Regions from separate parts of the Mus musculus genome. Here region 1 is linked to region 2. Evidence: chromatin loops called from intact Hi-C (ENCODE). Cell type or tissue: gastrocnemius. All regions are shown on one strand. Links, peaks and the distances in the headings refer to the core of each region. The heading gives the core; the rest is flanking DNA. Region 1 has its middle 24 kb from the start of Mrm1. Region 2 overlaps Aatf (apoptosis antagonizing transcription factor).

What was found. Peaks named below come from ENCODE experiments on the same cell type or tissue, not always from the same donor. Only the 100,000 strongest peaks of a DNase experiment are listed, where the experiment ranks them.
Region 1: a loop joins it to region 2, with 4 times the contacts of the local background. A loop is called at or near these places in 32 of 42 quality-filtered maps.

Annotation. Positions count from the first base shown.
Region 1 is chr11:84,786,857-84,803,391 of GRCm38, reverse strand. No RefSeq gene overlaps it. Among named protein-coding and RNA genes, the nearest start is that of Mrm1, 24 kb to the left of the region's middle. In gastrocnemius, for the core only: a CTCF peak has its summit at 8,703 (motif pointing right); DNase peaks (open chromatin) are centred at 6,295 and 8,725.
Region 2 is chr11:84,423,640-84,440,174 of GRCm38, reverse strand. The region is part of intron 12 of Aatf (apoptosis antagonizing transcription factor); the gene reads left to right. Among named protein-coding and RNA genes, the nearest start is that of Aatf, 82 kb to the left of the region's middle. In gastrocnemius, for the core only: a CTCF peak has its summit at 10,452 (motif pointing left); a DNase peak (open chromatin) is centred at 10,385.

The DNA.
Region 1 (16,535 bases), core at 5,390-13,389, 360 kb before region 2:
GCCCAAAGCCACGTAGCTGGTAGGTGGGTGGTGGAGGCAGCCCCTGAACTACAGTCCACTGCTTCTAATGCCCAAGCGTCCTCCATTCTGCCACAGGCAGCCCCTGGCAGGCCCTAGAGGTGCCAGCATTCTCATCTCTTTACTCTTCCAGCCCAGGTTGCCCTAGGCAGCCAGCCATGATCCTACTCACCCCACTGAACTCTTTTTTTTTTTTTTTTTCTTTCCAGACAGGGTTTCTCTGTGTAGCCCTGGCTGTCCTGGAACTCACTTTGTAGACCAGGCTAGCCTTGAACTCAGAAATCTGCCTGCCTCTGCCTCCCAAGTGCTGGGATTAAAGGCATGTGCCACCACGCCCATCCTGGCTGAACTCTTAAAGCCATTTTCCTTAGAGAATGATAGAAGGGACCAGAGGCGATAAGCCCACCCTTCATATACGTAGCCTGTGCAACATCTTACTCAACTGAGTCTTTGCACTCCCCCAGTGATGGGAAGCTCGATACACCTTAACTCACCCATCTTAGCTCCAGCATTTCGTGGCATTTGTAAGCAGGCTCCACTCTAGCAACTTGAGTTGCTCAGGGGTGTGTCTGCAGGGGTGTGCTCTGAATGTAGCCTGCCCCACCTCCTGTCCCATCCTTGCACAGGGGTGTCATACAAGTTCATAGATGTGCATGTATGTTCTCCCTACAGCTTTTGCCCAGGAGCTGGAGGCGGCTCTCTGGGTACCAGGGACAGGCCAGATTTATGGTGCTGGGAGAAATATTTAGGCCTGAGTCAGTTTGGTTGTGTTAATTATGGAAATCTAAAGATAATCTATATTTAATGCTGAATTTTGTCAAATTTGCTAAAGAATTAGGGGAGCGTGTGCAAATAGTGACACTTCAATGAAGAAGAAGGTGCAATTAAACTCTGAAATTTACAGTGGAATAATTGGAGAGCATGACAAATATAGTTATCAGCAGCAACTAATTAGGGGTCTGCTCGAGGTTTCTGGGCTTGATTAATCTCGCCTGGATGTTAATAAGTTACATGGGGCAGATGATACTGGTTGCAGCTTCCTTCTTTCATTCTCATTTAGACCAGTCGGTATGGTAATGTGATCCATACCATTCATCCCTTGGGCCAGCCTGGTCTAAGGGGAAAATCGGGGTGCTGATGTCTCTTTGCTGAGGCCCACCTTTCCGGGTAAGGATCTGGTGAGTGAACACCTTGGCTATCCTCTCCTCACACCTCAATGGATTAGTGAATTCTTTTCTTTTTCTTTTCTCCTTCTTCCTTCTTCCTCCTCCTCTTTCTCCTCCTCCTCCTCTTTTCTTTTTCCTCTTTCTCCTCTTTTTGCCTTTTTTTTTTAGATGGGCTCTCACATAGTTCAAACCTCCCATGTAGCTGAGGCTAGCCTCAAATTCCTGATCCTCCCATTTCTGCCTCCCATGTGCTGGGATTTCAGGCATGTACCACCATGTCTGGCATGGTTGGCAAATTCAATGTCTCACTTGAGGTTTGTTGGAACTGAAGGAGAGGGGATGCAAAGCCAAGTCTTAGGGGCTCGCTGAGTCCAAATAGGTCGTCTGCCCCCTTGTACAGACGCAGCTCAGCCCACGTGTTCTCTCTTCTTATCTGTGCAGGAAGGGACACTCAATGGCTCCCAGCTGACCTGCTATAGAATCCACACACAGCTTCTTGGTTCCAACACCTCTCTCCCTACCTACTTCAGGACATGGCTGGCTGGAGTCTGGTCCGTGAGCCGTTGATTAAAGTTTAGACGGGAGCTGAGCTGCTTGCTTAGCTGAAGCATGGCTGCCAACTGAGCTGCTGGTGAGCCCAGCTGTGGAGCCAAAACTACCTCTTCCTTGCTCTGTCTCCCTCCACATCTCTTCCCAGGCCTAGTGGCTCTCTCGGCCCTGCTGCTTTGGTCTCCCTACAAGAGCCTCCCCACCTTTCAGAGGTCTCTGTGTGACTAATTCCCATGACTCCTCTCTTCCACCACCTACCCTTTCCTTAGGTGTGCTCTCGCCTGCCAGGGTCCCCGAAGCATCCTCTGAGGAAGAGGGATGTGTCTGTCAGCTCCGTGAGTGGGTCCTCTCCTGAGCAGTCCCTGCTGCTACCTCTTGACTCTGTGATATCACCTGGCACAGGCCAAGGAGAAGCTGGCAGCCATAGCTGAGACTTGTGAGCGTGGAGAAGTTGGTCTTTGTGTCTTCCGTACATCAGGTGCCTCGAAACAGGACTTCTGTGTGAGGACGGCACAGGAGGCCGAGAGGCTGCTGTACCTGCCAGGAGGGGTGTTGGAGGAGGAGAGGGGCCTCCTAAGAGGAGAAGGGCAGCTTCTTGACAGCTTTAGTTTCTCTTTCTGCTTTGGGTCTGAAGAACTTTGGGGTCAAGTGTGATTATTTTTTAATTACATTTATTTGTCTATTATTTGGGGGATGGCCCATGCACCACACTGTGCAAAGTGGAAGTTTGAGGACAAATGAAGGAGTTCTCTCCTTCTACCACCTGGGTCCTGGAGACTGAGCTTAGATTATTAGGCCTGGTGTCTTAGTCAGGGTTTCTATTCCTGCACAAACATCATGGCCAAGAAGCAAGCTGGGGAGGAAAGGGTTTATTCAGCTTACACTTCCACATTGTTGTTCATTACCAAAGGAAGTCAGGACTGGAACTCAAACAGGTCAGGAAGCAGGAGCTGGTGCAGAGACCATGGAGGGATGTTCCTTACTGGCTTGCTTCCCCTGGCTTGCTCAACCTGCTCTCTTATAGAACTCAAGACTACCAGCCCAGAGATGGTCCCACCCACAAGGGGCCCTCCCCCTTGATCACTAATTGAGAAAATGCCTTACAGTTGTATCTCATGGAGGCATTTTTCCAACTGAAGCTCCTTTCTCTGTGATAACTCCAGCTGTGTCAAGTTGACACAAAACTAGCCAGTACAACTGACCCCCTTGTCAACATGACATACAAATACATCACTAGTAAGCCTCAACCCTTAGTTCTTATTCATCCCCAAGATCTTAAATAAATTTAAAAGCCCCACAGTCTTTACATATTAAAAGTTCAATCCTTTTAAAATATCCAGTATCTTTTAAAATTCAAAGTACTTTAAAATTCAAAGTCTCTTAACTGTGGACTTCACTAAAAAACTTCCTTCAAGAGGGAAAAATATCAGGGCACAGTCACAATCAAAAGCAAAATTCAATCTCCAACTGTCCAATGTCTGGGATCCAACTCACGATCTTCTGGGCTCCTCCAGGGGCTTGGGTCACTTCTCCAGCCATGCCCTTTGTAGCACACACATTGTCTTCTAGGCTTCAGCCACTTGTACTCCACTGCTGCTGCTGTTCTTGGTAGTCATCTCATGGTACTGGCATCTCCAAAACGCTGCTGTCTTCCAATGTAACTTGGCTTCAACAATAGTCTCTCATAGGCTCTCTTCATGGTGCCAAACCTCAACAAATTTGCATGACCCCTTCAGGCCTGGGCCATCAATTGCAACTGAGGCTGCACCTTCACCAATGGCCTTCCATGGCCTTTCACAGTGCCAAACCTCAGCTGCTCTGCATGACCCCTTCATGCCTTCAAAATCAGTACCACCTGAGTGACCCTTACACAATACCAAGTCCCGCTGCAGCAGGAGTACAACCTTGGCTATCTCTGGAACACAGCCTTTGTGCTTTCAGAAAACACTTCACAGAAGATGTCACCTCAACGATGCTGGTCTCTTCTTAATCACCGCTAATTTCTTAGCTCCAGCTAACCAGCATCAATAGTCCCAATAATGCAAAGGTTTTGCTTTAATAGTTTTGGTATCTTGTTCATCACAGCTGATTCTTCACCCCAGCTAACCAGAAGCACAGAATAATCAAGCTCCAAAATAGCAATGGCTCTGAAAAGAGTCTTTAATTTTCCCTCTGAAATTTCACAAGCCAGGCCTCCATCTTCTGTACTGTTCTCAACATTATCTTCCAAACTCCTACACAACATCTGACAGAGCTCTTAACACCAAATGGATCTTCTAGCCCAAAGCTCCAAAGTCCTCCCCAAAACATGGTCAGGTTGTCACAGGAATACCCCACTCCTGGTACCAATTTTGTCTTAGGGTTTCTATTCCTGCACAAACATCATGACCAAGAAGCAAGGTGGGGAGGGTTTATTCAGCTCATATTCCACATTGCTGTTTATCACCAAAGGAAGTCAGGACTGGAAGTCAAACAGGTCAGGAAGCAGGAGCTGGTGCAGAGGCCATGGAGGGATGTTCCTTACTGGCTTGCTTCCCATGGCTTGCTCAATCTGCTCTCTTATAGAACCCAAGACTACCAGCCCAGAGATGGTCCCACCCACAAGGGGCCCTCCCCCTTGATCACTAATTGAGAAAAATGCCTTACAGCTGGATCTCATGGAGGCATTTCCTCAACTGAAGCTCCTTTCTCTGTGATAACTCCAGCTGTGTCAAGTTGACACAAAACTAGCCAGGACACCTGGCAACGTGTGCCTTTGCCTCCTGAAATGTCTCATCAGGCCTGGAGCTATTTAGGTTTTTCAAGATTTTACTTACTTTATTTTTCCATGTGTGAGTGTTTTGCCCCCATTTTTGAATGTACACTATTTGAGGCCATGCCAGAAGAGGGGTTTGAATCCCCCAGAACCGGGGTTACAGAGGCTTGTGAGCCATCATGTGGATGGTGCGAATCAAACCATGGTACTCTGGACAAGAGCAGCAAGCACTCTTAACCACTGAGCCACCCCTCCAGCCCTCTGGGGGCTAGTCTTAATTGAGTCAAGATCTGGTTTTGATTTTTGACAAGCCATTGCGTCTCATCCAGGGTCACCAGAACCTCAGGAGAAGGGCTGAGAGGTCATGGGAGGGGGGGATGCTCAGCTTCTTCTACCTCGGTGCCCTCCTGCCCTCCACTTTCCAAGATGACTTACATATCTTTAATTTTTTAAAAAAATTAAAGATGTCTAAGTGTCTTGCCTGAACATATGTCTGTATGTAGCGTATGGGCCTGATGTTGGGGTTACAGATGGTTTTAAACTGCTTAGCCCCACCTCTTGAGATAGGATCTCATGTAGCTCCTGATCCTCCTGTCTCCCGCGCCTGGGAAGTCACGTGGGTTTTCCACCCATACAATGCATTTCCCTCCCATGCCCACTCTCACATCCACATCGGGAAGTCTTAGCTCCACTCAGCACCTCCTGACCCTGATTGTCAACTCCCGGTGATGCCTTTCAGGGGTTTTGTAGCGGCCTCGTGTGATGTCAGACTTCGCCGCTAGAGGGCAGTAGACTCCGTAGACACAAAGTTTGAGCCCAGATGCGCAGCAGTCATCCTTAGCCTGCCTTTGCTGGGCTGTCCCCTGGACCTCCAGCCTGAGGCCCTCACTATTAGATTTCAAAGCTAGAGGATTTGGCGACAAGGCGTATTTTCCCAGAGCAGATCCTCTGTGAGATGTGCGTGGAAATGACAGAAGGAGTTTTTGATGGTTCGGTCATATTGAGGTGTCCCCAGGACAGGCCCACCTTCCGGATGGGGAAATGTCTTAGTCAAAGCCGCACCTCGCAGAGGCTGGCTGACGGTATGTCAGATATGCAGAGAGGAATGGTTAAAGAGAGACTCCGCACAAATTGCTGAAGGAGACGTGGCCTGAAGGCAGAGAGCTGAAATTTGAATCTAGATCTTTCTGACTTCCATGTGTCTATTCTTCCATCACAGCCTTTCTAGTCATTCAAGATCCTGATCTAATCCTTGTCATTGCTACACTGAAGGCAACTGAAAATGATGCCTCGGGCCTCAGACTCCATTTCCCCAACCTTCTGGTACCCTGCCTATGTGGCAGGGTCCCTGGCCCCTCTGAGCGGCAGCTTTCTGTAAGCAGGTGCGTAACCCCTTCCTCCCAGGGCTCCGTGGGATGGAATGAGATGAAAGCTACTGAGACCCCTCTCCTCCAGAACCCCGGTGACTTGGGGTTAGACCATCCCCCTACACACACACACACACACACACACACACACACACACACACACACCCCGGACTCTTGTTCTACGTCTTGAAGGCTAGGAGAGGGTTCTGAACTCTCAATGTCTCCTCTAGCCTTCTCTTGGGATCTGAAGGATCTGGGGGTCTCCTTCCTCCGGAGTTTCAAACCTTCACAGCTGCTGAAGTGGTCCGGCCCCGTTGCCATGGTAACAAGGACCGGCCGCCTGCAGGGCCGGTCCTGTGCCAGTCACATTGACCTCACTTAGGATGATTACTTTTCTGCAAATAAAATAATTATGTTAATAAAGAGGCTGTTCGTCCTTCACCACCACCCCCTACCCTGCTTGGCCCGCTTCCCATCCCCACCTGGGGCAAAAGCAGCTCCTTCTGCCTTCTTACCTCCAGCGGGGGGGGGGGGGGGGTGCATCCTGCATCCTTTTGTGGGATGTGGACCGGGATCCTGCCTGGGCTTTAATTTTCAGCAGCGCCTGTCTTACCTTTGCCTCCTAGCCAACATCTGTGTGGAAGCTGCCAAGGTGAGATGCTACCTTCCATCCTGTGTGCCTCAGGTGCGCTGCACAACACCAGCCAGGCCTCCCTCAAAAGCTGCCATGTTCTTTGCAAACGCTCCTGCAAGAGGACTCTCTCTATTCCTCGTGCCAACTGTGTGAGTTGGGATTTCAATACTGTTTCCCAAATGAGAAGACTAAGATGACAACAGACAAAATGCAGAGGCTACACACACACACACACACACACACACATACACACAGAATTTTTGTGTGTATGTACATGACAACATGCTATGATGTGCATGTGGAAGGAACTACTTTTGGGAGTCAGTTGTCTCTTCCATGATGTGGGTCCTGGAGATGCAACTCAGGTCACTGGGCTTTAGTGGCAAACTCTGCCACCTGCTCAATCATCTTACCGGTGCCTCCCCCTTTTTGAGACAGGGTTTCATATAGCCCAGGATAGCCCCAAACTTTCCATATGGCTAAGTAAACACTCTATTAACTGAGCTATGTCCCCAGCCCCAAACAATAAATAGGACACATCATGTGGACTACGTTAAATGTGGAATTATATGTCCTTACAGCTTTATCTCTCCCCCTTGAGACAGGGTCTTATGTAGCTGAGGCTAGCTTTGAACATGTCACATAGCCGAGGATGGCCTTGAACTTCTGACCTTCCCACGTCTGCCTTTGGAGAGCTGGATAACAGGAAATACCATCATGACTAGTAAAGATGTGCTAGGCCCAGGAACCTGGAAGCCCAATCTGCAGGGCGTCTGTTTTATGTGGCGCTGGGGATAGAGCCCAGGATGTTACGTGCACTAGGCCAGCCATCTACCAACTGAACTATGTTTACAGCTATGGCTTTTTTCCTTTAGAGACAGGGTCTTGCTGTGAGGCTTGGGATGGCCTCAAACTTGAGATTCTCTTTCCGTGGCTTCCCCAATGCTGAGATTACAGGCACACAGCACTCCAAGCCAAGTGAAAAGGTACCTTGATGGAACTTGAAACCTGGGTCCTCTGTATCGGCTGTCCTAAGAAAAACAAATCCTGCTGTGGGCTCAGTGCTGGTCAGGGTTTCCAGAGAGGAAAAGTGGAGCTACAGAGGTCAGGGGTGGGGTGAGGGAATTAAATACCTGCAGAAGATAGAGATGGAGAACCTACTGCAACAGGAACTCTGACAGCTAGACAGTGGTGGCCACCCATGTAAGGGGGAGGGTGCGGTGACTGGGCAAGGAGGCCCGTAGGGACAAAGAAGGATCAGAATGGCAATTACTGGTGTTCTGACCAGTGGCTGACATGTTCCCCAGCTCAGTGGTGGAGTACACAACATCACATCCCTTATCTTCCAAGACTCTCATTACAGCCCCATTTTACAGATGAGAACCATGAGGCTCACAAGCACTGAGTGAGTTTGTCAAAGTCACACCCTGGACATGGAGTCAGGCTTCAAACTCAGATCTGCTTGGCCTTACTGTCTGGTCTCATCGCTCAGTAGACATTGTCAGAATGACTGAGAAACAACACCCATGTTCGTTATTTGAGTCTCTTGTTAAGATAAAGGCTTGCCAAAGGGGGTTGTCAAAATTTGGGCCACTTGGAAATTTATTTTTCTACCAATAAACAAAACAACACACTGTTGGTCAGAGATCAGAAAATTCATCTTAAGCCTTAGTCAGTGGTAAAGTTGGGGCTTTTGTTAGGGATACATTGTGACTGAGAAAATGGGGAAAAGAAATTGATTTATTTTTTTAAAAAAAAGTACATTTATTTATTTGTGTGTATGGGAGGGTGGGACACATACACAACACACTAATTGCCTTTATTTATTTATTTATTTATTTATTTATTTATTTATTTATGTGTGGAGGTCAGAGGTCAACTCCTGCAAGTCGGTTCTCTTCTTTCACCATCTCAGTTCCAGGAACGAGACTCAGGTCACCAGGCTTGGTGACAAGTGCCTTTCCACACTGAGTCGTTTCACCCACTCCAGAACAAAGCTTTTCAATGGAAAGGGTTGCTCACTGCATCTTGGGGGCTCCGTGACTGAAGGAGCACTATCATCTTAATGTCATGCGAGAGGTCTACATTAGGGTCCTTTGTAAAGATGTGTCCCAGGCTAGTAGTCCTTCCTCTTCCGCCCTTCCGCCCTGAGTAGCATCCCACTCACGGAGACAATGTGCAGGCTGGGTTCTGAGCTGGAGCTGCCTGCCAGGTGCACTAGGTGGCGCTCTGATACTGGTCAATGCTCAGATGCGCCGCGGTCAGTGGGCAGGGTGGGCACAGCTTAGGAGGAAGGCGGTCTCACTGGGCCTGAAACCCAGGGCTAGAACTACGCCAAGGGTACCTGGACATAGATGCCAAGCTCGGGACCGGGGGCTGGGCATCACTGATCCACGACTTGTGAAGCCCAGTGTTTTTAGGTCTTAAACAGCAGCAGTGGGAAGGACACAGAAATCAGCGGGAGAGGAGGGGAGAGGGAAAAGGATGGAGGAGAAAGGGAAGGAGCGAGAAGAGGGTGGGTGGGGGGAACGAAGAGGGTCTACATTTGTGGAGCTAGGCTAAGCAGCTTATCTGGTGTGGAGACGCTATCCTCTTCCTGATTGCTGTGAACCCAGGGTGTCTTGTTGGTCTTGTCCTGAGAGACTTGGGCTGTGTGTGCCTGAGGAAGTCTGAGGGAATGAGGGGAAGGTCCAACCTTGCTCCAGGGGCAAGACACAGACATGGGCCTCAGAGGTCTGGGAGGTTTTGTCCTATTTAGCTGTCTTAGCCATGTGTCCTTGGGTGATCCACTGAGACATGTGTTTTTTTTTTTTTTTGTCTTTGGTGTTTGGGGATCTTAACAGTCGGCTTCAGAGTTTGGAGGAGACTTAAATAGGATTATTCACACAAAGCCACCCTCAGGAGCCTGTGACCCTGTTCTCTATTTTGCATCCCTTCCTGCCTGCAGGTCCCCCAAAACACTGTTGTAACTGATGTAACTGTGTAACTGATGGAGTGGGGGGTTGGGGATGGAGGGTGTGGAAGCTTCCATGGCTCTCAGCAATCTCCAAAGCCTGCTCACACTGTGGGGTCCAACCTCCTGAGTATCTTGCATTAGAATTTAGCATTTCCCTCCTTGGAAATTGTGCTGGCTTTTTTTTTTTTTGTCAACTCAGCACAAACTATAGTCACCTGAAAAGTGACTATAATTCACATAAAGAATTGCCCACAGGCAAGTCTTTGGGGACATTTTCTTGGAGGGTTAATGATTGATGGGGGAGGTCCCAGCCCATGTGTGGTGTCAACCCTGGCAGATAGTCCTGGGTTGTAGAAGAAAGCAAGATGAGCAAGCCAGTAAGCAGTGTTCCTCCATGGCCTCTGCTTCAGTTCCTGCCTTCAGGTTCCTGCCCTGCGTTCCTGACCTGGTGTGTAAACCAAACAAACCCCTCCCTCCCCAAGTGGCTTTTGGTCAGAATGTTTCATCTGAGCAGCAAGGGAGGACAGAAATGAAGGGTTTGCAGCCATGTCTGGCCACACAGTGTCTGCCCTTCACCCTTGTAGGTCTCTCTGTAACTGTCAGGGCTCAGTGGACCCAGAGAGAAAACCTGAACCCCAGCAACAACTTGGGAAGGAAGCAGAAGGCAGCCCTGCCAAGGCCCTCTTTCCAGAAGACCATGTCTGGTACAATTAAGAAAACGGAGGCAGGGGAGCCCCTGGGGACTGCTGTAGTCTAGACCTCAAATGTCTTACAGAGGCCCATGTGTTAAGGCCTTGGCCCTCAGACTGGCACTATCAGGAAGTGGTGAAACCTTTGGGAGGTGGGCCTGGGACGTCTTTGGATGTATTCCCTTGAAGGGACACTGGCCCCTCATCTTCCTTACCTGGACTTGAGGTGAACAGTTTTACTCTGCCACATGCTCCTGGCCATTGTCACCTCCAGGAGTGACCTAAAACAATGGCTTTATGCAAAGGAACCTCTAAATCCCCAAGCCAAAGCCAACCTTTCCTTTTTATGTGTCAGCTCTCCTGGGTATTGTTTATGGTGACACAGGGTCACGTACACAGGGACAAAACACAAACCCCAGGGATTGGGAACGTGGAGTAAATGCAGTAGTGGATTAAGCTCCCCAGCCTGCTGCAGGGACTGTTACCCCGAACTCCCAGGGAAGATGCTCACATAGGCTGGCTGGAGAGGTGCCAGCAGTTAGGAGAGAGACAAGCAGGAGGGGTCTAGAAGGGTAACACAAGGTCTCTATGGAGGCAGACTCGGCTAATGAGCATCCTTCACACTCAGCAAATGTAGTTATGAGAGCTGAGGGATGAAGGAACCCAGATAGACAAGGTCTCCCCACCAGCTGCAGGCGTCTCATGGCATCAGCCTCTATGGGAGAAGTGACTAACCCAACCTCTACCATCTTCAGGTTCCAAGTTCATCTGTAAAATGGGGATAATACTCTCTGGGATAGGACCATCATGGACGGTAGATTCCCAGAAGGCATTAGGCTCAGGGCCAGGCATTCAGTTAACAGAAACTGCTTCCGACATCGTTAGCATTCTTGTGGCCACTAATTTTGGAGGGCGTGACTTGGGGCAGATCCTTCACCTTTCTTGAACCTAGTGTTTCTCCTCTTGACAGATGGATTCAGAACATCTGTGCTGCCCTCTCTACCAGATCACCTGAGGCCTTTGCAAAGTACACAGAGGGAATGAGCCAATTCAGACTGGCACAGGTTGGCATCAAGGCTCCACATCTGTGCCCCATCTTCTTATTAAATTACATTTTACTGACACACATTCATGACATGAGGTGCTTGTGGAAGCCGGAGACAACCTGCAGGAACTGGTTCTCTGCTTCCACCCCGTAGGTCCCTGAGATCGAACTCGGGTCATCAGCCTTGGTGGCAAGTGCCTTTACCCACTGAGCCATCTCGTAGACTTGTGCTCCGTATTTCCTGCAAGCCTCCTGGGCTCTGGTGAACCGTCTGGTGCACATGTGGTGCCCTGGGAGGTCAAAGCCTGGGATGAGATGCTAGTAGAGCTCTGGAGATGACTGCTGGCTTCAGCTGAGAATTATCAGTGTTCCCCACAGGCATGAGGGAAGTCAAGAAATAAATCTCCAGATGAAGGTAGAAGTCACCCTCTCCTGCCAGCTACTCGACTCAGTGCTGGACCTGGCTGGGACTGTTAACAGGCTTAGGGGGACTCTTCTCCTTTGGGGTGCATTCTCCCCCCCCACACACACTCCTCCTTGCCAATTCTACTCCCTGCTGGTTAACCATGGAAAAACCTAGGGAACACTTGTGCAGCTGGGCTCTGTCCCTCGAGGAGGCAGAAAACTTTGTGGAACCTTTAGGTGTACAACCTGATGCTAGAACATCATCAAGAAAGCGGTTCCGCAGGGCACACAGAGGAGCAGCTCTGCCTCTGCATAGCTCACCCTTGGTAGAGAGGGAAAGAGCAGCTAGGAACCGTCTTCCTAATGGTACAGTTTTAGCTGGGCATGGTGATTGATATCGAGGCAGGGGGAGCTCAAATTTGAGGCTAGCCTGCATGCGAGCGTGCGCTCAAGCACACACCACACACATACACACACATACACACACACACACACACACACACACACACACACACACACACACAGCATCGCTCATGTATCGCTCATGTTTATATTAGATCTCTAGATGTGTCTCTTTCCCAGGAGAACCGAAGGTTTTCCATCTTGGGGGTGGGGCAAGGAAACTGAAGGAGAGGAGGCTCACTAGCCAGATTTCCAGGTTGCTTCCTGAGAACAGAGGCTAAATAGCAAGGAGGAGGATAAATTCATATTCCCCGTCTGTCTGTCTGTCCATCTGTCTGTCTGTTTCTGTTTCTGTCTCCCTCCCTCGCCCCCCACCCCCAGGTTCTAAACTCACTGTGTAGCAGACAGTTTGAACTCTGATTGACCTGCCTCCATGTGCCACTGTGCCCAGTTTATGCAGTGCTGTGAACCAAACCAAGGGCTCCACTCATGGTAAGCAAACATTCTACCAGTTACATCTCCAGTCCATTTTATGTTTTATTTTTAAACCTTTATTATAAGAATTCACATATAAATAGTTAAAAAAAAAAAGCTGGGTGTGGTGGCATATGCCAGACTGCATGGTGAGACATTGTCTTGAAAAAGAAATCAGTCCATGCCAAAGGACAGGAGTCTTACAAATTCCAAGAATTCCTCCCTTGATCCCCATCTGGACTTCTCCTAAGCCAACTTCCTGGACTGAATACCCCCCTAACAATTTCTGGTAGCGCTAAACTCATTTCCTAACATCTTGGCCACACATCAGTACAGATTCCACGGCTTACACGAGATGCCTTTCTTTGCCTGGGTGGGTCTCTCTGGGTTACAGTGGCCGTGTTGGCAGTTGAGGGAGGAATCATTCTCTTCAGTGTGGGAGCTTTGCCTGCATGTGTGTCTGTGCATCACATGCATGCCTGCTGCCTGAAGAGGCCAGAAGAGCACATCAGATCCCCGACTGCCGGAGTTATAGATGGTTGTGAGCCACCACGTAGATGTTGCGAGCTGACCCTGGGTTCTCTGTCAGAGCACCGGATGCTCTTAACCACAGCGACGTCCCTCTAGTCCCATGCCCTGCAGCTTCTGCCCCCCGCCACCTTCCCTTCCCTAGTGCTGGGATTGTAGGTCTGTGCACCTTGTTCGTTTCTGTGTGAGACAAGGTCTCACTGTCCTGGCTGTCCTAGAACTTACAGATCAGGCCACCCTTGAATTGGATGGAAACTCTCCTGCCTCTGCTCTCAAATGCTGGGGTACAGGCATGTGGCATAGACTCCATATTGGTTCCTTGCTTTTTCAAGGCCATCTGTGGTCCTGAGCCTCTGGCTTCCTTCCTCTGCTTCAAGGCCAGCCACAGCACCAAGCCCAGCCCTTCTGGTATCCCAGCATGCCACTCTGGCTCTTCTGCCTCCCTCTTCATCTTTGAGGGACCACTCTGCCCTTATCGGACACTCACCTGGCCCTGCATCATCCCTACTTTACAGCCAGCTGGGAGCAGCCTTCTGGATATAGCCTTTACTCCCCCCTGGCATATAACACAATGAAATCACAGGCTCTGGACACTGGACATAGAATGGGGGGCGGGGGGAGGGAGCACTACCTGCTGCCAGACAGACCTTTCATTTCAATAATAGTCTTTCTCTCCCTCTCTCAAAAACACACACAATGACACTGCCTCCTCCCTCTCTCCCTCCTTTCCTCTCAATTTTTATTTTAATTTCTTTTGAGATGGGGGCCTCACTATGTATACCAGGCTGATCTCAAACTCACAGAGATCCACTGCCTCTGCCTCCTGAGCGCTGGGATGAAGGAGTGTAGTTCATGTCTGGATTTCTCTTTCTTTTTAAAATGGAAATGTTCATAGTGTGAGCCTGCTTTTTTTCTCATATAGACTTATTCCCCCCACCCCCAAGAAAATCCAAAGAAATTTATTTCTAAACACATTGTGGTCAGTTCTGACACCAGGGTCACTTTTTACAAATGGAATAGTCACGGCTGGTTTATGGCTGGGCTTAGTCAGAACTCAGCTTTCTCTGGGCTGTATGTACCCCCAGCTGTGCCTCCTTCCTTCCTTTGTCTGACTTTAGGCCAATTCAGACTCATGCAGACATCCTCAGGTGGTAGAGCCCACTCTCTTGTCCTTTTAATGGCCACATGGCATTCCATCATGGTGATGGATCAGCGTTTGTTTGGTCACTCCTTTGTTGTCAGGCACATGAAACGTGTCTACTTTCTTTCTATAGTACATGCCTTGTGTGTTTTCTTCAAATATCTTTTAGCATCTCACCCTATGTGTCTCATGATCAGGTCCAGGATGGGACAGAGCCTCTGCTCCTGAGGAGGGCCAGGCAATGGTCTGTACCTGTTCTCCAGACCCAAAGCAGAGATGGATGGGACCACCTCTGGTGACAGATTTGGATTCTCCTGCAGCCAGAAAAGGTTACAGTGCCCCCCTTTAGCTGGCATGCTGATGCACTATAAATATGGGATGCACATATTTGGCAGTGTGGTTTTACTTGCCTGACACATTGCTCCTTTCAACATTTCCTAGAGCTATACCCACAAAACCAAGGGGCAAAGTGAGCCACCATACACACCTGCACTAAGCACCATCAGCCAGGGGATCACACACAGCCAAACAGCCAGTGTTGTCTTTCATTGATGTAACATGGACCTGTTAGTGTGATCCACACCCTAAAATAACATGATTGGAAATGAAGTGTGGCTGAATGGCAGCGTAGCCATGATATTGTGTTGTTCTGGGTTTGTGGATCTATCTGGTGTAAAGCTTGCTTAGCACGGTGGGTGGTTTGAGAAAAGGAATTGGTTGCAGGAATTAGCCTTTGTCTCAGGCAAAGACAGGTTTGTGATTCAGGTGCTCGTTGGAGCTGGGATCTGAGATGGCCCTCCAGGGCTATGAGGCGACTATGAATAAACAAAGCCCGGCAGCCATGGCCAGTGGGCCACCGTGGAGGGGTAGGAAAGGGCAGATTTCCCGATCCAGGAGAGTGGGAGGCACCAAAGTGGAAAGAACGCGCCTGAGGTCGGGATTGGATTCCTGTGGCGCTCAGAGCATCCGAGCCAAACTGCTGCCTGGTTCTGCAAAGCATGGATATTAATAAGGGTGATTAGTAATCATGACGTGTGAATAATAAGGGGATGGTTAATTGTCCTGGTTATGATGAACAGCAGTCACTGTGAGAGGGTGGGGGGAACTGGAAGCCCAAACACACACACACACACACACACACACACACACTACATATGTGAACAAATATGTTCACACACACACACAGGTGCACACACAGGTGCACACACAGGTGCACACACACACAAACACACACACACACTCTCTCTCTCTCTCTCAGATGAATTGTTCTTGGCAAAGCAAGCACACCATGAAAAATTTTTTCCCCTCTTTTATTTTATTTTCAAGACAATGTCTTACTATGCAGCTGTGGCTAGCCTGGAATTTGTTATGTAGACCAGGTTGACCTCAAACTTGTGGTAATGCCCCTGCATCCGCCTTTTGACTGTTGAGATTATGGGCATGTCACACTGAAGGATTGGGATTTTAAAAGTGAAAACCTAATAAAACAGAATCTCTTCCTTTCTTTTCCCTTCTTTTTAAAAAGGCAGAATTAAAACAAATCCACAAGCATATTTTATATATTGGGCATATCCCCTCCACCCCACTCCTCTTTCCTCTCTCTTCCCTTCTTATTGTCTCCTTCATTTCCCACAGACCTCTCTACTCATAATTTCATTTTATATTTACATGCTTATTTTATGTAGCTATGTAAAATCTGAGAAACAAGAATGAGGAAAAAAAACCCATCTATTTGTCTGAGCCTGGCTTACTTCACAATATGATCATCTCTGTTGTTCCCATTTTCCTGCATAAGACATAATTTCATTCTTCTCTATGCCTGAGAAATTCCATTGTGTGTGTGTGTGTGTCACAGTTTCTTTCCCGTTCCTTTGTTTATGGGCATTTAGGTGGGTTCCATAACTTACTGTGAACAGTGTGACGGTGGACATTGATATGCAAGTGTCTCTGTGACACGCTGGTTGGAGTGAGTGGGTCAGGTGCAGGAACCATTTGCAGGTCTTATGAGAACCCTCCCTGCTGACGTCCACAGTGGCTGACCTAGCTGCAGTTTAGAAGGGTTTCCTTCTGTCCGTCCAGTTTTTTGTTGTTGTTTTCAATTTTATCTTTTTTTTTTTTTTATGTGTGTGGCTGTTTTGCTGGCTTGAATATTTGTGAGCCATGCACATACCGTATCCTTAGAGGAGAGAAAAAGGAGAAGTGGAGTTATAGATGGTTACAGTTTGTCATGTGGGTGAGCCCTGGTCATCTGCAAGAGAGAAGCCAGTGCTACCTGCTGAGCCATCCCTCCAGATCCCCTGGTCGTTTTTTTGTTTGTTTGTTTGTTTTGTTTGTTTGTTTGGTTTGGTTTTTCGAGGCAGGGTTTTTCTGTGTAGCCCTGGCTGTCCTGGAACTCACTTTGTAGAC
Region 2 (16,535 bases), core at 5,471-13,470:
TCCCGTTTAATAAGACGCTTATCTCAAATGAACCCCCCCCCCCAAAAAAAAAAAGTATTTGAGAATGATTCTGGTTAGAATCATTTGATCCTGGCTGCCTAAGAAGCATAGTTGCTGATTGCAGAGCAAATCGGCCTGAGTTCCTCCAGAGCCAGTAATGCTAGGGCTGATCTCTTGGTCTCTCCCTAACCCTGTGTTTCCAAGGTGGCTGCCAGCTTTAGTCACCACCACCTCCCTGCTTGAGACAGGAAGAAGAGGAAAGAGTAGTGCCAGCCATATCTGTGGGCTCTTGTTTTGAGTAAAAGCTTCCCCAGAATCCCTTACAGCAGCCTTTTTCTAGTTTTCCTTGGCTGGGTATGTGTTGTATCGCTAGATCTGATAGAGCAGCAAGAAGAAGGGGTTAGGACTGTGTGGTTTGGGCAGCAGAGTCTGTATTTATAGGGGGATAAAGATGTTTTGTTGTTGTTAGATAATGGTTACCAACATCCTTTTCCAGTGGATTAGCTTCAGATAAGGAACTTGACAATGGTCTTGTAGCTTAAGAACTGAGTGTTTATGTTTTGTTATTGTTTTGCTATTTTGGAGACAGCCTCTGTATGTAGCCCAGTCTGTCCTGGAAAGGCTGCTCTGGAACTTGCTGTGTAGACTCGACTGGCCTGGAGCTCAGATGTGCCTTCTTCTGCTGGGATCACAGTATGCACCGCCATCCCTGAAATTGAGAGTGTGTTTTTCTAGGACATTCATTCACATTGTGTCTCCTAAAGTGAGGGGTTCATCTGTCTCTCTGCTCAGGCTTTATCCTCTGAATGGGCCAGATGAACTATGAGTACTGTAACTGGGTGTCGGCTCTTTCTGTTTCTAGCATCAAAACTTCCAGGGCTGGAAGGTATTGCTGCTTTATCTTAAGTAAAAAGGAAAGGGTAGTAGCATGGTCTGTTTTGTGAGTTTTGTTTTGCTCTTTTAAGACAGTGTCCTGCTGTGTTTCCCAAGCTGGCCTTGAACTCATAACCTTCCTCCATCAGCCTCCTGAGTGCTGGGTTGCAGATGTATATTCTTGTTTTGTTTCCCCTCAGTGGGAAAAGTGAAGTGTAAGTGATGCACTACCTACCACCAGTCTTCTGTACAGAGACCCAGCCAGCCTTCCATTAAAAACGCTTAGGAAGAGGGTGCTGGGGAGACTCTACAGAGGCATGCGGCCTCAGTTGGAATCCCTAGAACCCAGGGAAAGCCTGGTGCAGTGATGTGCGTCTGTAATCAAGTTCACTTTCCTTGAGATGTTAGTTGAAGGCAGAGAATCCCTATAAGCTCAATGGGCCAGCTAGCCTAAAGTACACTGCAGTGAACAGGGCTAGCAAGATGGCTTAGTGGGTGAAGGTTCTGTCTCCCAAGATTGACGATCTGAGCTTGATCCCTGGGAGCCCACATGGTAGGAGAGAATTGAGTCCCAAAAGTCGTCCTTTGACCCTTGCCCCAAATATACCCACATATACATACAATAAATAAGTATAAAAATTAAAATAAAGCAAGGTAGAAGGCACTGGCTGACACCCAAGGTTGTCCTCTCACCTTCACATGGGTGCTGTGGCATACGTGTGCCTGCACTCACAGACATGAGTTTTGTGCTCACTCATACACTCATGTGTACTCATATAAGAAAATGTTTAAGGAAAGAAAACTTGTGCATGGATTTGGAGATGTAGCTCAGATGTACTACACTTGCCCAGCATGCCTGAGGCTGTGGGTGTGGTCCCAGAACCACTAAAAGGGATGGAAGGAAGAGGAGAGAGGGAGGACAGTTATGTATGTATTTAATGTGCTTTTCCAGGGTATTATCTCTAAACATTATGGTATGTGGTGATTACATAGCTCACACTGAATTCAGTAGTGAATAGAGATGCTAATCTAGTGGCTGACAGAAGTTCATACAAATGCCATACTGTTTTATACACAGGACTGTAGCCTCTGCGGATGTTGGCATTGCTGCATTCCTCATGGATGGGTAGGGAGACAGTGTCATTGCAGTGATGGAGTCTGCTATCTTAGGGGGCCTAGAGCCAGTCTGCCATGTGTACTGAAGGGCCACTGTGTGTGGCATTCAGCTTTGTATCATTTCTTATGCCACGATGGGGACTGTTCACGGGTGTTTTGATGTCACTGACTCCTTGTGCTGCCTCCTCAAGTGAACAGCTCAGTTTTTGCTAACTTACAGAGAAGTCATTTCTGCCATGTATGAGTACAGAGTACAGAGGTTTAAACAGTTTTTTGTTTTGTTTCTGATTTTGAGTTTGAGAAAGACTTTATAAGCATGATACAGGAACCAGAGAATTATTAATAAACTTGAGCACATACATTCCCCTGAGAAAGACCTCAGAAACCAGGTCCATTAGCAAACAAACCAGGCCAAGTCAGTCTGATGGTGCTGTGCTCAGTAAAGGAGCGGCGGCTTCCTCAGGGCCCAGTAATCAGGAGGGCTTGGACCCGAGACAGAAGGCCTTTCAGCCTGTGCTGTGCTGAGGGTGTGCAGTGAACTCTCATGTACAGTGTGTGGCTAGCAAATCCTTTTGAACACTTACTGGTTAATGTGTGTGTGTGTGTGTGTGTGTGTGTGTGTGTGTGTGTGTGTGTGTAAAAAGGAGCTTTGGTTCTAGGATCTCTATTGTAATACTGTTTATAATCTTGAAAAACAAATAATACAAATAACTATACATAAGGGACTGGTTAGATAAAATTGTTTTGATGAAATTATGAGCAACTGTTGAGAAAGAAGCAGAGTTGTGTAACAAACATCAGTGGAAAAGAGCCTACTAAACACTCCACACTGTAGTGTTGATAAAATAAACAAGTTGGGTCTCCATTAATCAAAATGTTCAGAACCAGAAGATTTTGGGAGTTTTTCAGGCTTGGCAATGTTTGCATAGACTTTGTCAGTTGCTTCCAGAATGAGAAAAATCTGAAATCAGAAAGGTGCCACGTGGCTATTTAATCAGCATGTTGGTACTCAGAAGTTTCAGCTTTCAGGGGCTGGGTTCCGTTGTAGTGGTGTCTTAGTTAAGGTTTTACTGCTGTGAACAGACACCATGACCAAGGCAGGTCTTGTAAAAAACAACATTTAATTGGGGCTGGCTTACAGGTTCAGAGGTTCAGTCCATTATCATCAAGGTGAGAGCATGGCAGTATCCAGACAGGCATGGCACAGGAGGAGCTGAGAGTTCTATGTCTTCATCCAAAGGCTGCTAGTGGAAGCTGATTCCAGGCAACTAGGGTGAGATCTTATACCCACACCCACAGTGACACACCCATTCCAACCAGGTCACACCTATTCCAACAAGGCCACACCTTCAGATGGTGCCACTCCCTGGTCCAAGGATATACAAACCATCACAAGTGGTATATGCCGAGGATATACAAACCATCACAAGTGGTATATGCCGAGCCTGGCATCCTTGAAGGTTCAGTTCCCAGCACTGGGACAACAGAGCAAGGTACAGGTTTCAGATTTTCATGTTGGTGCTACCTAACGTGTATAAAGTAAGGGGAAAAAAAGACCAAAATAGTTGTACTGCCATGCAAAGATCTCCAGGATAATCTGTTAACTGATGAGAGAAATCTTGCCTGTAGTACTCATTATAATCTAAAATAGAAAGTAAGGGGCTGGAGAGATGGCTTAGCAGTTAAGAACACTTGTTGCTCTTGTACAGGACCCAGGTTCCGCTCCCACCACCTACATTCTGGTCGCAACCATTTGTAACTATTTCCAGGAAATCCAGTGTCCTCTCTGAACTCCATAGGTACCAGGCATGCAGTGTGAACTTTCATATAATGTACATATATACATGCAGGCAAAACACACATAAAATGAAATGAATGCATTAAAATTTAAGTTGTGAACATTAAGCAGGCATATGGTATCCTTGTGTGTCTGTACCACAGTGTGTCACTGTATGAGAGGGTCTGCTCAGTGGCTGCCAGTGGGTAAGGGACAGATGGGACAACAGGCAGTGAAGAAGCCAAGCACTGTAGTTTTCTTGCCTGCCTCTGGGCTAGCCTATTCCATGAGAGAACTCATCTGCCCCTCATTAGGAGCTAAGAAGCAGACTTTGATTTATTGCTGGGGAGTGGGGTGAAGTAAAAGATTCTTTTACTATATTGTGTCTGTAGTACTTGAATTTTCTACAGTAACTTATTGCTTTATATCAACAACATTTTCATTTTTGAAATCATTATGTGAACTATGGCAGCATAGGGAAGGGTCTGCTATCCATTCCTCTGTTGCAGGTTGTCAGGTGAAAGGCGGTCTCTCCTGGTGATTTCTGCCCTACGCTGACTTTGTGGACCCAGCTGCTTCTTTGAGGCTCTCCTCCCTAACTGTGCTGTCAGGAACTCCTGTGCTCTTGCTGTTTTGTTCCCAGAGGCTGCTCCCCAACAGTGGTGAGCTGACCAGGTCTGTGGTGCCTTCATCTCTCTGCAGGTGTCCCTGGCTCCAGGTTACTGTTCGCCAATAGGCCTACATTCGATTCTGCCCGGGTGGGGCTCTGAGTGCCCATCCCTGACTCTCCCTTGTCCCTGTCCAGTCTGAGGTCAATAGATTTGGATTGGTTGGAGTGGACTGAAACGGGAATGTACTCGTTAAAGAGAAAGAGCAGAGCTTCAAACAGAATGTTAACCCACACTATGCGGGTTACCGCATCCCCATCTTGTCCCCTGTGGAGTATTCTTTAGTTAGTTAATTTTTACTGATACAAATTCTTTTCTCACACTAGGAATTTTTGTCTTGAAGTGATCTATTTAAAAACCCTTTTTAAATGCAAAGTAGCCCAGCTGAGTTCTCCTGTGGGAGAGTTTCACTTGGGTCCTGGTTTAAGTGCTTTTGGGACACTTTTGTTAGTGAAAGTTTTAGGTGACCCTGGCATGTCCTATGTCCAGGAGGTGTGTCTCCAACTCTGAGGGAGACACGAGTGTCTGGCGTATTTTTCTGAATTGAAAGAATCTGTGTGCCTTTGCACAAGGCTTACCATGAACCTGAAAGCAAGTACCACTTCTCCACACTCTTCCAGAGCAATGCTGGAGACAGCCAGCAGGGGGGTGGGGGGGATGAGGAAAGCAGGCGTGGGCTGCCACTCTGTGTCAGTCCTGGCTTCCCCTCTGACTTAGAGGCAGAGGTCTTTCTAAACTGGTCATGGACTTTGAGTACAGTTTCCCTCACCTGATGTGAGTGCCGACCACAGAGAGTTTACTGTCGTCAGTAAGCTTCCATAACCTTCCGCTGCCTTTTGCTGTCTATGCTAGCTAGGCCTTTGGAGGCAGACTTTAGAGTTGTGAAGTCTTGCAATGTGTGGTGCCTTCAGGAAGAACATTGCAAGCCCCGGGGACATGCTGAGAAGGGGCCCATGGCGAAACTTCACTAACTCTGGTTTCTGCTCTTGGCAAGGACAGGCTCTCAACAATGACAGTCAGCTGGTACAGGCCTGAGAAAAGTGACATGGCTGTGTTTGCTGCCACTTCTAGGAGGATTCTCCCTCCAGGTTGACTATGGCACTGACACTCTAAGTGCAGGTTATTGCAGTTTTCTGTGTAACTTACTTTTATTACAAACATGATGGCAACATTAACATTTAGAATTATTTGGTTCCTTTACAAAAACAAAACAAAAAAAAAATCCCAAGAAATTCTTAGTAGGAATAGCAGCCTCAACCTCTCCTCCAGAATAAAACCTCATCTTTTGTACATGTATAAAGCTGCTGGCATGAAACAGAAGGCGGGGACCCTTCGATGATGAGTGTTGTGTGCTGAACGTATTATTGTCTTACATCTGGAGTTTAAGAAATGTGCAAATGTAAGCCCATCTTGTAAAGTGCTTTGTCAACATCGCAGCCATGTTGCTCCTGAGGTGCCTTGGTATAATAGAATTCCTACAGGCAATTTGTCTTCTGCTTGCCATTTTTGTGTATGGTATGCAGCCTACATTCTGTGTGCAGGCATGTTCCCCTCTCTCCTAATCGAAGCCCTGCCCCCAGCCCATAGCCACCCCCTGCCCCATCCCCACCCCACATGCTTTCTTAAAGCTCTCCTGCCCTACGGTGCTGCTTTATTCAATGGAATTGGGCACTGGTCTTGATGAGAGATTGTGCTGTAGCTTCACAGCATTGAGAGAGCTCATCTGCTGTGACCTCAGGAAACACTGTCCTTACAGAATTTTCTGTTGGGTAAGAACTTTAGGCACGAATGGTTAAAATGCAGATGTTTTCTCTGAGGCTTCTTATCTCCTAAGAAGACACAGGTTATTCTGACAGGTGAAACAAGTCCAGGCAGATATGCAACACTGATCTAATCAGCAGAACACGAGCCCCGCTCTAACTGGTGCTGCCTTTACCAGCGTCATTAAGGGTTCCCATTACTCTTTTATTAGCCGCTCCTTCTCTTCCTTATCAGATTGCAGAGCAAACATAACTCACGGCAGTGATTTGATCTCTGTTAAAGAGGATTACAGCTTTGCATTAACTCGGATTGACATAGTTTATAATTCACTTGTTGATACTCGGGAGAGTGTTGCCATGTGCCTGACCTCCCCTGGCAGTGCTGAGAGGAAAGGACCCCACAGATCATCGTTAAAGATGTCGCCCAGCACAGACAGGAGATCCAGGCTTTCCTTAAGTAACAGCAGAGGGAATAGTAGAACACTCTCAAGTTCAAGCCTAAGACTTGGTCCAGACTCAAACCTGGGTTGAAAATAAAACATTACTGTTGTGTCTTTGTTTTTCCTATTTGGGGCTGTTGGCCTCTCACACTAGAGAATTTGAACCGTCAAATTGAAGTTTGGTTCCAAGTAGGAGGGGGTGATAGAAGTGCATCTTCTTTCAAAGTCTGGCTTTGTGGCTGCTGTTTTCATTTCTGCAGCCAGGTTCTCGGTATTTCCTCATAATTTAAAATTCTCTCTTCTCCCCAAAGGGTCTTGCATGTTTATTAAAGTGGTTCTAGATCTTAAGGATTTGTTTTAAAATTATTATGATATTCTAAATGTAGCCTCTTACAGATACTGCTTTAATCACAGCTAAAGTGGCTTGCAAGTGTGTAGCTAAGCTTTCAACCTTTCTCTTGATTGGCCATTCACATATATTATTAATGTTTCCCATGGTGATCCCCAGCTGACATCAGATTGCTAAAATGTATAGATCATTTTTGTTTCTCCGTGATGCCCTTATTTGCTCTGTTTTTTCCACCTGGTTCTGATTAGCAGGGAAATGGCAGTGAGGGACATGATCATCTCCACCCTGTTGTGATCATCAGTGGATGGCACTGAGGGACGGTGTCCTTCTACTCACTGAGCATCGTGTCAGACCAGCATCAGCCTTCATCAGAAGGCAGTGGGATAGTTGACATTATCTACAGTTTGTGATTAAAATTCTAAGTCATGGAGTAATTAAATAACTTGCTCAAGTTAAAAGTTGTAAAGTAGAGCGTCTCAGAGTGTAGCTGCTAACCGCTGCTGCTGCTGCTGCTGCTGCTGCTGCTGCTGCTGCTGCGCTGCAGAGTCTGTGGGAATAATGCAGTATCTCAACCAAAGAGAAAGCATTAGTTTGCCCAGAGTAAATCTTTTCTCTTCTGTAAAGGGACATTTTCTATATAGGAAAGCTGTGCTACTGACTGTTAACATTTTAGTATGAATCACCGAATTTCCCAAACCTGCCCTGTGGTTATTCTGCCTGGTGCTGGTGCCAAGGCCTAGACCATACAGTGGATACGATACTAGGGATCTCTGGTACCCAGCCTTGGTTTAGGGGGTGTTTGAGTCATTTTTACTTGGATGAACCTAGGGGAAAGACCGAATATCACTAATTTTTCTACTGTTTCTTGAATTTTGTGTTCTGTTGGTTTCTCTCTTGACCATATTGGCTGTGGTTTTTATACCAGATTGGGTTTCTGCTTGCCTCCTACAAACTGCTGGTCATTGTGGAAACAGGCTCTGGTGAATAGTAAAAGCTATGGCTGCTTTTAGAATTGTCTCACTAAAAAATAAACTGTAGAATGCATTTGTTTGCATATCACTGAAGACATAATAAACCTGGACAGCTCCTGTTATTTTTATGTTGTCATGAAAAGGAAACATAAGAGAAGGGGCATCTATGTCCAGGAAGGTGTCACTAAGCACTCCTGGGGTGAGGCCCTGAATGAGCCACAGCTGCACCTTGTGTCCTATCCATGGCTTCCCTCTGGGAAGCAGAGCACTTTATAAACATTAACTCTTTTTACCCTCTAGGCACCTCCACTTAAAAGGTAAATAAGGCTGAAGGTTCTTTCTTCTCCAGTATAGATGAGGAACGCCATCCAGGGAGAGAAATGGGTTGAACAGAGGCTGGCTAGGTAGGGTCTAGATGGGGCCCTGGTGTTGTCCTGGGCAGTTCTCCTCTCTGCTTCTTAGGGCAGTGGGGGCTGGGCCTTTGTGTGGAGTGTGAAATGCTGCAGAGACGAGCAATTGTTCTTCAATGCTTTGTGCTCTTTCATAAGAAAGGAGAAATCAATACACATTTTCTCATACACGCACATGGCAGCCATCCGCCTCTCCTGCAGCTCGATCCTGCAGGAGGAGATACAGCTATGCAAGCCAACAGGACACACCGGCTTCCAAGAGAAGACATGAAAATTCCTCATCCTACATTTAGCAGTAAGCTCCCTAAAGCTAGTCATAAAACCAGCTGAGGCCAGCACATGGCTGACTGCAGGACCAGTCACTTCAACCGGAGGGAAGACTATGCTGTAAGGTGGAGGGTTCTTTGAATGTGTTCTGACAGGAGGTATTCCTAGCATAGACTCTGTTCAGAATCTGGTTTATGGAGAAGTTCTTTGAGGGATACGGTTCGAAAGTAAAAAGATGAAGGCAGCAATTTTTACCTTTTCAAATTGTATCTGCATTATTGTACAGATAGTCATAGATCCAGGCATAGCAGTTTATGCCCATAAAATATCAGTAGTATTCTAGAGGCTGAGGCAGGAAAATCACTATAAATTTAGTGAATTTATAGTAAAGGCCAGTCTGAACTACATAATGTGTTCCAGGACAGTTTGGACTGTACAGGTGGTCCTATCTCAAGTTAGTCTTGTTTTATTATTGTAAAAGATGTCATTGATCCCTGGAATTCAGTTACAGTTTCTGCCACCAAACAATCCAGAGTAGGGTATGAGTTTTGCCACTGTAAACAGAAAGATGGTGTCAGTTAACAGAACAGCTTTGCATGGCAAGAAGGAATGCAGTTGCTTCTCTCCAGGGTGGTGGCTCTGGAGACTGTGAGTACACTTCACACAGCAGAGGCCGAGAGTGGAAGCAGGTGAGTTATCCAGATGCAAGAGGAAGGCTGAGAGTGGAGAGTGGAGGAGGAACCAAAAGACAGGCAAAGCAAGATGTTCATTCATGGAGCCTGGCCGAGTGGGCCCCAGGCATCATGGCAGCAGCACCAGTGTGAACACCTTGGTGTGAATGCCAGTGTGAATGCCTGGGTACCAGCTTCATTCACCTCCCCTGATACTGAGGAAGTGAGTCACATCCAAGCGGTGAAGCACCCCTGGCTCATCATAAGAGCCATGGAAGGGGCAGCTGTTTGAACAGGAGCTTCATCTTGCTGAAGCCAGCAGTCATGAAACCATAAACAGAACAGCGGCCAACTCTATTGCCAGGATCACGGTGGCCTGATGTTAATATTAAACATCCCAGCAAGGCAGAATGCCTTGTGCCTAGCTCCAGAATAAAAATAAATAAAAATAAGAGCAAACCCGCAAACCTTGATTAAAAAAACAAAACAAAACAAAACAAAACAGTGAGGTGATTTGTTGTCTTTCCTTTGTGAGGCCATTTGTCTTCTCTCACATCAAATCTGTTATAAAACAGTCAAACTGTGAAAGTAGAAATCATCCCAGGAATATGGAATATTAACACACAGGCGCAGCAAGAAGCAGGTCTCCTTTTGTCTGAAGACACCCCGACCCCAACAAATCTAATAAGGTAAATTATTTTTCTTTAAAAGGATGTGAAAGCTAGTAGGAGGAATAGTAGAAGTTTTGAGTATTTTCTGTCTTTGTTAGTGTGGAGTGAATCTATAAGGAGAAAGCCTTAACAAATTCCCACCTTGTCCCTCTTCCCTCCTCTCCTCTCCTCATCTTTTCAGATCTTTTGTTTGGGGCCTGACCTGCTTCTTTAAACATTTATAAATCTTGAGTCTGTCTGATCTTTAGGTGACAGGCCAGAGGCCACGTCACCAACTGTAATTTAGAGCTGTGGGGCTAAAGGCATCTGCAGGGGTTTGAAGGACCCAGTTCTGACCTGACTGAGGGAGCACACTGGAACAGCCCTCCTCAAGTCTCCTTCAAGCTCTGGGAGGGTGCTGATGAGAGCAGACAGCCTGGGTAATTTATGGGCTCCTGGTCCCCTTTGAAATGAGTCATATACTGCCACCTTGTGGTAAATTGGCACATCTGCAATTTGCTGTCTGGGATCATTTTGTATCCAGACCCTGATGATTAGTGATACTAGAGAGATTCTCTGGGTCACTTAGTACTTTGCTAGCTTGATCCCACTAAATAGTTTTCAGGAATTTTTTTAAGGGAAAAAAAAGACACACAGAAGTTGGTCTGTGGGAAGCTGCCCTATTCTTTTTGCTATTCCCTTTGTCTTATGGTGTGTAGGTGTGTGTGTCTGTGTGCCTTCGTTTCTGGTTTGGGTTTGGCTTGGTATGAAATCTGGGAAGATCAGAAAGGAAGTCTTTGAGCCACTTCTGCTGGTAGGAGAAAAGGGGAGTCTATTGACTTCCTTAGCTGTGTGCAGAAGTTATATATAAGCTTTCTGCCCTGTGAGTTGTGTTATTGAGAGCCAACCGTGAGGTGTGTCAAGATGGCCACTTGTCCTTCATACCTCTGTGAAGGAGACACGGCTTTGTGTTCTAGCAATAGCATTTATGGAGGATGCAGTAGTTTCGCTGCTGAAGAAGCTGCCATTTTCTCGGCCAGAATGGGAGCTAGCTCTGACAACAGGTTGCAGCGATTGTGCACCATTACAACTGCTACTGCTGTGCTTGCTTTTCTGTTTGGATATTTAAGACAGCAGGCTGATGTCTCATGATTTTTTTTTTTGTATCTACAGAAAAAAAGCAATTGTGCATATCCGTTGCCCTCTGGCTCACTCTGCTTTCTGATAGAATACAGGTGATTTACTGGAAGGGATTCTCTGTTTAGTGCCATTGGCACCTTCCAGTACGTATTTAGAATGCCAGAGCCTATTAATAGAGTAGAAGAGAGCAGAACTCTGAAGGTAAGGGATGTCTGTGTTCAGAAGGTAGGAGGTTAGCCCAGGATGTGACTCAGTGTTACAGTGCTTGCCTGAGGTATAGAGGGCCCTGATATGTTCCTGGCTTATGCACACAAATGTGTCGATGGAGTCCTCTGTTCACTCCATCTGGACTACACCAGCAATGCTGTAGTCGACACAGTGCTGGGATTGGCACAGAAGGTCTGAAGGCCTTACCTGGAGAGGCAAATTATAGGCCTTGGGTTCAGCATACTGCCAGGAAGATTTGCAGAGGCAGTGGAGAGAACTGTGGAACTGTTAGTCTGCCATGGGGCACTGCCATTCACTTTCCTTCTGTCCTGGCCAGTGGGTTAGTCATAGAACGGCAGAGTTCAGTCCCTGTGGGCCTCTCTTAGGTGGAATAGTTGTCTGGACAGGTGACTGAATGTAGTTGCCTTTCTCTTCTTTTTTTTTTTTTAAGATTTATTTATTATTATACATAAGTACACTGTAGCTGTCTTCAGATGTGTCAGAAGAGGGCATCAGATCTCATTATGGGTGGTTGTGAGCCACCATGTGGTTGCTGGGATTTGAACTCAGGACCTTTGGAAGAGCGGTCAAGTGCTCCTATCCGCTGAGCCACCTCACCAGCCCTGTGGTTGTCTTTCTCATCTGACTTCTCTGATATTCCCTGGTGTCTTTGTTGTTGTTGTTGATTTGTTTTTGTTTTTTAGGATTTTAAAAACGTGTATAAAATAAAAAATGTGAATCTGCACATGTGAGTGCAGGTACCTGCAGAGGCCAGAAGAGAGTGTAAGATTCGCTGAAGCTGAGTTTGTAGGCAGTTGTGAGCCACCCAAAGTGCGTGCTGGAAAGTAAGGTTGGATTGTCTGTGAGAGCCGTATGCACTCCTAACAGCCACTGTCTCTCCAGCCTCCTGCTGTGTCTCTGTAATCCTCAACAGTAACTAGTAAGGTTCAGGCTGGCATTCAAACACTAATTTATCATACTGCGTGCTGTATTTGAGTCCAAGGATTATCCATGTCTGTATGTGTTTATAAGCATCCAAAAATACTAAGTAAATTGTTTTCAGAACACAATAATGAAAGGCATTGTTAGTGATGCTGTGTTTGGTCAGGGTACCATCAGCACAGTGCACTTGTCTACACAAGCAACCAATGCGCTTGTCTACACAAGTAGTCCCCACCGTGTCTGCTTGGAGCCTTCTTGCAAGGTTTTAAACGATCTGGACTTTGCTCATCATGACACTGGGGGAGTTAAAGTTGTTAGTCTTCTGCCTGTGTGCGCTATCACTGTCCCTGCTTCTTAAATGCATGTAGAGGGGCACAGGCTGCCACACGGTAGTGTGTAGTGTAGGGTCTGCAGTGTGCAGAGGGGAATGAAAGGTGGTCAGAGTGCTTTCCAGATGTGTCGTGGGTGTTAGGGTTGTCCGAACCCTGGAGAAGCGACAAAGGAGCAACTTTCACATTAATCAGAGGCAGTTATGTATGTAGGTTTGCAACTGTCTTTCTCTTCTCTCCTTCCTTCTTTCCTCTTGCTCTATAGCCCAGGCTGGCCTGGAACTTGGGTTCCATTTACCCTAGCCTCCCGAGTGCTTAGATCATAGCATAGGTATGTGCCACTGTGCCTGGTGCACATTGTGCCCTTACTCAGACTGCTTTGTTGAAGGATGCATTTGGAGGACACGAGGTTCTCACTTATAGAGAGACCTTGATGTGTTTTAGATGGTGGACAGGTTTTTCTGGGGATCTGTGGGTCAGCTGCTTTCTTTGTGCTGCCCACAAGAGCATGTAGGGGGTTGGGGTACCTTGGAGCTTGGGGTTTCCAGGCCAGAGTAAGACGAGCATGGTCTTCCAGAAAGCAGATAGGAGAATTCAGATCCAGATGCCGCAAACTACTGACCTAGCAAATTGAAAGCCCCACACAGGCCATTTGCAGGTTTAATAAGCTGCGTTCTACTATTTGCCCAAATAGCATGAAAGACAATGATGTGTGCTGCAGTCCTGTGAGGAGTGCACACCATATACTCAAGGCCGTGGAAGTCCTATTCACCAGTGCTGCTTGCATGCCTCCCTTTAGAACACACGCAGGAAGACACACCCTTGTTCACACATGCACATGTGCACATACACTCTGCCTCTATGGAAAATGGCTGCTACCTCATGAGCGTTTTTTCCCAGTAACAAGGTTTATGATAATATAGTAAAAATATTAAATTAGAAAATGCCTCACTAAGGGTTATAAAACCTTACTACGCTAGAGATAGGTAATTATCCCCTCTGCAGCCTAAATGACAGTTTAAAAGAAATAAAAATGTTCGTCCTCATTACTTTTGTACGTTGTAATACAGGGTGAGTTAAATTTTAATCCAAGGAAAAGTTCCTGCCATAGACCCTCCCACCCCAGGTCCAAGGCCTGCTAATTACTCTGTGGCCCGTGCTGTGTCATTTCAGCGTTTATACGTGTTCTACAGTGGACATTGCCACTGGCCATTGAGAGCAAGGGTATGGAGATGAGGCAGGGAGGCAGTTCAGACCTTAGGTCCTCATCTTCTTGTGATGTGATAGGAGCAGTAGTCTGTATTTGAAGCAATGGCTCACCAAGTTCACTGTGCAGAGCCTTACAGGGACAGCACTGCAATGCTCCATGTGCACTGGAGGACTAGAGGGTCAGGGTGGCCGCCTCTGCTGCTTCACTTCTGGTATCTTCTCCTTGCAACTCCCACAAGTTGTCCTCCGACCTCCACATGTGACCAGGCATGAACACACAATAATAAAACAAATAAATAAAAATGCTGCCCCAGAACATACCACATGGCAGCTTAAAATGATGGTCTCCTGCAGGCTGGGCTCTGGCTCTGCACAGCAGTCATTCACTGTGTCCAAGCTCCAGTGTGACTGGAGCCCTGGGGGGGTTTAGGGGCGGTGCTGCTCTAGGCAAGGAGGGCCCGGGGGAGGGGTTTTACTGGGTGTCTTGAGTGAAAGGCATGGGAAGGGGAGGGGGGCACCCTGTCTTCCCTGTAAGGCTGTTCTAGCGGACGAACAGGCGGAGCAGAGGGCTGGATTTGCTTGCAGATGTTTACATTGGAATAATCCTTTCTTCACTCAACCTGTCTCCCTCTCTATTATATTTTAAGAACAGAGGTGACTCAATTTCCCAGGTTACTTTGCTACAAGCAGCTGCGTATGTTTGTCAGTTTTGCGCACTGAGTGTGAAATGATGTTCTTTTAAAATACAGGTTCAACACTCACTCTGCTCCTGACATGGAAACCCTCAGAGGACAGTAACTGCTGCCTTTGGCCAATGCACTGTGCTGCCGTTGTGGAGCAGAGTGGAACCATTTGCTTGGGGGCAGTGATGGCTTTGTGCAGGCCAGCAGGGTGAGGCTAGGAAGATTAAAGCAATGCTGTGCCCTGCATCTCTCCTCAGCCAGCATCACCTTGAAGTCACGCTGTCCTTTTTTGTCATGGCAGCTCTCTCCTTGTTTAATTTTGTTAGTTGAGATGGCTAAGGAGGCTGTGTTGGGAATCTGGCTACAGTGTGAGGAGTGAAGCTGGGCTGGGCTGCTGGGGATCCAGAGGGGCGGCCTGTGGTGTCCATTTGCATCTGGGGTGAGGCCTTCGGCTCTGTAAGGCTGGGCAGATGCTTGGAGCTAGAGAACCATGGGAATGTGCGTGGGTCAGGGCTGGCAGTCTAGGGTAAGGCTTCCAGCAAATTGTTGTGACTATAAAATGCCTGTGTAAAGCTAGAGTCCCTCTGCTGTTTTCTGACCATAGTTTCTCTGCCTGTGCATTGGCCTCACAGGACAGCATTCTGGTTTTCCCCTGCTTGCCTGCCATTGCTTTGACATATCCTGAGAGCTGGGGTTCCCATGTTAGTGTCTCACTCCACAGCTACAGCAGGATGAGTGCCGAAAAGCTGAGCCGCCCGCAGTCATGGCAGAGGCTGGGAGGCCACCGAGGGTTAAAGCGACATACAACCCTGTTAGAGCAAGACAAATCAACAGTTGCAAAGATGGCTTCTGTTGCATCAGAGTGGCTGCTGGGAGTCCTCAGACAGCAAGAACACCTTCAGAAACCCATTTCTTAACATGATAGCAGGCTAAGGGCTAGATCTGAAGATGTCAGTCTGTGCTGTTCCTTTGGGATGTGGACAGAGCAGATGTGGGCCCTTGCCTCAAGTGTGTCTCCTGAATCTCAGGGACTCTCATCTTGTGGGTCTGGCCTGTCTGAACTGTGAGCCACCTCCTCCTCCTCCTGCAAGGCAGCTCTGCTTCCCGCCCATGGTTCTCCTGACAAGGCGGCTCCCCACCAACTCGCACCCTTTGCCATTTCTTAGGCTGAGCTAAATGTGTCCCACAGATGTAACAGCAGTGTAAGCTGTAGTGATTATTTGCTGTATTTCTAAAAAGAGACATTTTATTTTTACTTAGGGCATGTGAGTTTATGCCTGAGGACGGTGTCAGATCCCTGGAGCTCGACTCACAGGGTTGTGAGCTGCCTGACAAGGGTGCAGGAAAACAAACCCTGGGCTTTTGGTTTTGTTTTGTTTTGAAGAGCAGCAGGTGCTCTTAACGCCCAAACCATCTCTCCAGTCTCCATCATCGTGTTTTTAATGTACACATTCAGCTATAGAGCTGGGCATAGTGGTGCATACGTGTAATCCCAGCACTTGAAGAGCAGAGGCAGCAGGATCCAGCATATGAAGCCAATGTCAAAAATAGTGAGACCTTAAAATACAGTAGGGCGGGTGTGTGTGTGTAGGGGGGTGACCCAGCTGATAAAGCTCTGCTGTACAAAAAGGGCTGTGTTTGACCTCTGCACTCGCATTCAAAGCCAGGTAAGGGTACACACTCACAACCAGCACTGGGAGGTGGAGCCAGGAGGATCCCTAGAGCGCATTGGCCGGCCAGCCGCAGCCAGAGAGAAGCCCTGTCTCAGGACACAAAGTGGACAGTTCCTAAGAAAAGTCCCCCCCCCCCCCCACGACTCGCTTTACTTCATTGCTGTGGTCTATACATCATATACTTATGCACACGTATGAATCCAGGCTCATAAGAGGTCTCAGGAGGATGCCAGGCACCTTCTCTTGCTGAACCTAGATAGAGTGCATGGTTTTCTGGCCTGCCTGCCTATCCAGCAAGCCTAGCCCCAGTGACCCTGTCTCCACTGCTGCCTACACTGAGGTTCCTGAGTGCATGGGCTTGTCACACGGGCACTGCATGTCTGAGCTCGGGGCTGTGTAG